Linked DNA regions of Homo sapiens: region 1 is linked to region 2. Evidence: chromatin loops called from intact Hi-C (ENCODE). Cell type or tissue: dorsolateral prefrontal cortex. All regions are shown on one strand. Links, peaks and the distances in the headings refer to the core of each region. The heading gives the core; the rest is flanking DNA. Region 1 overlaps LOC105371965 (a long non-coding RNA gene). Region 2 overlaps DLGAP1 (DLG associated protein 1).

Region 1 (2,917 bases), core at 180-2,679, 64 kb after region 2:
ATTTAAATGTGTACCTTTTGTTGCATTTCAACCTATTTACAGTCTCTGAAAGCCTTATCCTCACATTACAATTTATATGGAGATAATTTATGCCTTTAGAGTATTAAAATATATATTAGCAAAAATTTGAGACAAGATAGGAGAATTGAATTTGTCCTAAGATCATAAGTTAGAATGATCTGATCAAATAAGAATATGTTCAAGTTTCAGTAATTTTCTTTATAAAGAAAATAATTTGGAGGCTGGGCACGGTGGCTCACGCCTGTAATCCCAACACTTTGGGAGGCCAAGGCGGGTGGATCATTTGAGGTCAGGAGGAGTTCAAGACCAGACTAGCCAACATGGTGAAACCCTGTGTCTACTAAAAATACAAAAAAAGAGTGGGACGTGGTGGCACACGCCTGTAATTCCAGCTACTTGGGAGGCTGAGGCAGGAAAGTCACTTGAACCTGGGAGGTGGAGGTTGCAGTGAGCCGAGATTGAGCCACTGCACTCCAGCCTGGGTGACAGAATGAGACCCTGTCTCAGGAAAAAAAAAAAGGAAAATAGTTTGGAATATTTTTAAAAAACAAAACAAGCTGACACTTCCTAGAGTAACAATTTATCTTCTGAAATCCCTCCATGGTTTTATTTTCCTTACCTCTATGTTAAATATTTGTCTATAAATATGTTCCTTCTAAACCTGAGTAAATTTCCATCATTGGATTTGGTTTCCTTTCTAAGTCACCCACAGTGTGCTTCAAAGGTTGCACATTCTATTGATGTCTATAACACATTTCATTCAAAAACCCCGTTTCCTTGATATTTAGTTAAATCTCTGTACTACTTATTATTTTTATTCATTGATTTCTCATGCTTCCTTTCTTTGCCAGCTGTGCTATTGTAACCATCAACCCTAAGTTACTGCTCTTCTTTCAGCCACAAAGCATTTGTTGAATGTCTCTCTTTTCAGCCTCTGAATCATAAAACTCAGCCCAGAACATAGCCTGTTTTTAATTAGAGGTCACGATTTTTGGAGGTTAAGACTTGACACATTCTCCTGTTAATGAGCTGAATGAGACCTAAAACTGATCTCTAAACATTGCTTTTTGCTCTCTGGCCAGTTTCCAGAGATAAATTTTACTTTTTGATTGAATACAAATGAATATTTTGTATTCCTGCAGTAAGTTTTGGGGTCTATCACTCAGAGGCTTAGCTTTACATATGGTATGAGCTATGTGTATATAGTACCAAATATCAAATTTATGCTAAACTCTAATTGAACAAGCTGACCTGGGTGACAAAATAATTCTACAGCAAATTATATTTCTGTAAGACAAATTACATTTCTGTAAGACTCTAATTTTCAGTCCTTCTGTCCAAACAAAAAAGACTACAGAAACAATTTTTGTTTTGTTTTGTTTTTAGGTCTGGAAAAAGAACGGTCAACTCCCCATGTTCTGGATAAGGACAGAAACAATGGCTGATTTAAAGAATTATTTAAGGCAATGGTTCTCAATCTTGTCTATGCATTGGAATCACTAAGAGATCTTCTAAAAATTCCCAACTCGAGGCCACAGTTTTTTTTGTTTGTTTTGTTTTGTTTTTTGTTTGTTTTTTTTTAGCTTTCTAGGTGATTCCAGTGTTCAGTTAAGTTTGAGAACCACTGATTTGGAGTTTCAAAGTAACTATAGTAAAATTCTAGTTTCTAGTAATAGTGGATTTTTTTTTTCCTTTTTCAGACTAATTCCCTCCAGGTTAACAATCATGAAGTGTGAATGAACAAAAAGTTAAACAAACAAAAAGCTAGTTGAAGGCCTGAAGAGTAACCAAAAGCATAAACTGGAGGGTCGTCTTCCCCTAAAAGAAGAGAACTTCAAGATGTACAAGTTTGCACCTTTTGCCTGAAGGCAGTCCTCATTCTTCAGAAGGTTAGGGGTGGCAGAAAGCTGCATCTTCAGTGGCTTGAGATGTCAAGGACAGAAATGGGGTGGGCAGAGCAGAGCAAAAGTTAAGAAAGTTAGGAGAAGAATTCTGGAAAGAGGGGAACTGAAGAAGGAGCAAATCTCAACCTCTGAACAGAAATTTTGTTCAAATCCCTAGTTGGTTTGTGCAGCAGGGGAGACGCCAGTGGGCCCATTGAAAGGCAGCAGCCGGAAGCTGAAAACTAATCAGAGACTTCGGCTGCTATCCATTACAGGATGGTTTGAAGTTTCAGTTCAGGCGAATGAGCTGCTTGAGGACAAAAGTTAACTATTCTGAGGAATGTAGCCAAATCCGTAGTCTTTATTAATGTACCATCCATACTGTCCAGCATGTAATAAAAAATCACTAGACAAGCAAAAAAAAAAAATGACCCCATACAGAAGTGAAATATAATCAATGGAAACTGATTCTGATTAGGACATGTTACAATTAGCAAACAAGTATTTAAGGCAGCTATTATAAATGCTTATAAGGATATATATTCATAATTAGTAATGAGGAATCTCAGAGAATTAGGAATACTAAAGAACCAAGTGGAAATTTTACATGTGAAAAATACTAGTACTATAATGAAAGTCCACTGGATACGTTCATGAGCAGACTGAAGACAGCAGAAGAGTTAGTGAATTGCAAATAAATTATACAAATTATTCAATCTAAAACAGAAACAAGACTGAAGAAAAGAGCTTCAGAGACATACAGGACAACCTCAAGTGATCTAATGTAAATTTGCTGGAGTTCTGAGACAGGAAAGCAAGAAATAAATGGAAAAAATGGCCAAAATTTCCCCAAGTTTGATTTTAAAATAAATAAAAAAAATAGATTTACAGATCCAAAAGTTCAATGAACCCCCAGCTAAATAAGTACAAACAAACCATACCTAGGCATATTTTAGTGACACTGCTGAAATTCAAAAATAAGACAGCCAGAGAAAGACATTATATTTATGAGA
Region 2 (2,917 bases), core at 327-2,826:
TGGTACACTTCACTGTGGTTAAAATGGCAAATCTTATGTCTATTTTATCACAATTTTAAAATACCCCCACTGGGCGTGGTGGCTCCTGCCTGTAATCCCAGAACTTTGGGAGGCCATGCCATGAGGATCGCTTGAGCCCAGGAGTCCAAGATTGGCCTGGGCAACAGAGACCCTATCTCTACAAAAATATATATTTTTTTAATTAGGCAGGCTTGGTGGCATGCACCTGTGGTCCCAGCTACTCATGAGGCTGAGGTGAGAGCATTGCTTGAGCCCAGGAGGTCGAGGCTACAGTGAGCCGTGATCGTGCCACTGCACTCCAGCCTGGGAGACAGAGGGAGACTCTGTCTCAAACAAACAAAAAACAACAAACACAAAACAAAACAAAAAAAACTAAAAAAACAAAAACTCAGAAATAGGCAGCAGCAGCTAAAGATAAGCAGAACAACCATGTTCATGTTCATATTCATGTAAGAATGTATTTTGTTAATTGACTCCCTGAATTCAAAATACAGTGCATCCATGGCAAAAAAAAAAAAAAAAAAAAAAGTTTGGAAAATAACCTGTTTACTCACTGGAAATTTGAGGTTCAGATATTGCATGTGGGGTAGTTGTAATCATCTTTCTCTATTAGAGAGTTGAAGAAGAAAGAGTCTATCTAATTTTAAATAGTTATTTAGTTATTAATTATTTTGTGATGTCATTATGCTAATTGTGACAGCTGCTTTTGGCCTCACAGGGCTGGAAAACACCTTCCTAGTTCACCTGAAACTGACTAAATGTGGGTAACAAAAGGCAGACCGAAAACAAGCATTTGGAGTAGCCAGGAGCCTCAAGCTATCTTTTGAACAGTGTAACTATACATTCTTTGGGTGCCTGGAGTTACTGTTTTCCCTGATAAATGCAAAGCAGAGCAAAGACTTTAGTTCTTGTTTTAAACCTTCAACCCCAACCGTCGACAGTACCTTTTTTTTTTTGGCTTGATAATAAAATAATGAAACTGCAGTGAGTGAGGTTTCCTCCAAGCCAAGACAGCTGACAGAATGCTTGTTCCCGCAGCACTTGAAGTAAAATGATACGAGCTCTTCTCAGACAATGAAGCCCTTGTGTGAAACAGCTGTCTCAGGGAGATGGCTCAGTGCTATTTGACAGTGGCTTGTATGTTACATAGATACGTCTGGTATTATCTAACCGGGGATGAAACGACCAGATGGAGCTGAATGCCTCCAACTAGGAATGCAGTCTACCACTGTGGGGAAAGAACATAGGCTCAGGTTTCAATGGCCCTAAGATGAAATACCGGTGATTGTACTTCTAAATCTGTCTTTGCCTTCTGAATTGTAGACAACAAATACGTGGAATTTTCAGGCTTTATCTGAAACAAACTGATAAACCTAGAGCATGTGCCGGAGGCAGATTAATTCTTCCACTTTAATTTTGCCTGGTAATAGCATCCAAGCTAGTGAAACTTGGCCTTCAGTCCCCTAGAAGGCTTGGGACCCTTGGCAGCGAATGCGGGGCTGGTAATGACACCTGAAATGGGGTTTGCCTGGTTTCAGGTTTGGTTACGGAAACTGTGCACAGTCATTGTGATGGTCTATCGGTGCCATCACCCAGGGTTTATCCGCCTGGGATTGCCTCTGCTGTGTCTCTGCGGCCTGTGAAACAGTGGGTGGCAGACAAAGCTGTATCTGTGAGTTCTGCAATTCATCTGCCTCCAGCCCGTGTGTGTTTCTAAGTGGGGAGCAATGGCTGCATTCTAGCCTAGCTCCTTTCTGTTTTATTCTCATCTAACTCTTGCAATGAACCCTCAAAAGGTCCCTCCCACTCCACCACACACACAGACACACATACTTGCATGTCTCTTTTTGTAAGCTCCAGACAACCTGAAATTAGTGACCGCAGAGGAAGTGGCAGTAATGAAAAGGAAATCGGCTGTAATGTGCCATATGTTTAACCTTGAGAATGCTCCATTCATGCCGCTTTGCACAGCGCTGGTGCCAGAAGGCCATTAGACACCATCCTTTTGTGGATGTGCTTCTTGAGGGTGGTGTCTCCCAGCTCAGGAGGGCACGAAAGCATGAAGAGGTGAAGTGATGTGGTTAATTGGGGGCAGAACTGGGCCTGGAAACAGATCTGTTCCTAGGCCAGTGGTGTTTCTGTCATTCCAGAGATGGCAAAGAGAGGGACTGGCTCACGGAGCAAGACCTCCTATCATTTTCTCCAATAACTGTTTCTGTGAAATATAAATGCAATGGACTGGTGGGGCGCAGTGGCTCATGCCTATAATCCCAGCACTTTGGGAGGCCGAGGCAGGCAGATCACGAGGTCAGGAGTTGGAGACCAGCCTGGCCAACATGGTTGAAACTCCGTCTCTACTAAAAATACAAAAATTAGCTGGGCTTGGTGGTGCATGCATGTAATCCCAGCTACTCGGGAGGCTGAGGAAGGAGAACTGCTTGAACCCAGGAGGTGGAGGTTGCAGTGAGCCGAGATCACGCCACTGCACTCCAGCCTGGGTGACAGAGCAAAACTCCATGTCGAAAATAAATTAAAAAATAAATGCAATAAATGCAATGGACTTCAAATAAAATATACAGTTTTTTTCATTTAGATTACCTAGGGAAATAGAAACTAATTTCATTTCATCCAACTTTCAAAGGCTCAAAACTGTCTTTATCTATATGATGTATATGATGCTACCATTTCGTGGCTGATATAAGTCAAGATATTGATCCAAAGAATGACCATCTTCTACGAGTAAGGCTCCTGGAGGGGTTGGAACTGGGAAAAAAAAATTAAAATTAGCTGAGTTTTTGAAAAACTTGCTCTTTAAAAACAAAATAATGTTGTTGATTTTTTTTTTTTTCCCCCAGAACACTGTGGAAACTCTGGTGTTAGTCTATGGGAAAACTTC

What was found. Peaks named below come from ENCODE experiments on the same cell type or tissue, not always from the same donor. Only the 100,000 strongest peaks of a DNase experiment are listed, where the experiment ranks them.
Region 1: it touches region 2 in a loop (4-fold over the local background); 14 of 110 quality-filtered maps call a loop at or near these places.

What each region holds. Positions count from the first base shown.
Region 1 is chr18:3,461,259-3,464,175 of GRCh38, reverse strand. It overlaps LOC105371965 (a long non-coding RNA gene), which reads left to right. Exons shown (of 3, transcript XR_935106.3): 3 at 1,722-2,332. Among named protein-coding and RNA genes, the nearest start is that of GAPLINC, 3.5 kb to the left of the region's middle. In dorsolateral prefrontal cortex, for the core only: no CTCF peak of the experiment used is centred there; no DNase peak of the experiment used is centred there.
Region 2 is chr18:3,525,043-3,527,959 of GRCh38, reverse strand. All of the region lies in intron 10 of DLGAP1 (DLG associated protein 1), which reads left to right. Among named protein-coding and RNA genes, the nearest start is that of GAPLINC, 60 kb to the right of the region's middle. RefSeq lists a silencer at 995-1,289 and an enhancer at 1,053-1,797. In dorsolateral prefrontal cortex, for the core only: no CTCF peak of the experiment used is centred there; DNase peaks (open chromatin) are centred at 1,129 and 1,659; H3K4me3 peaks cover 1,498 bases; H3K27ac peaks cover 2,216 bases.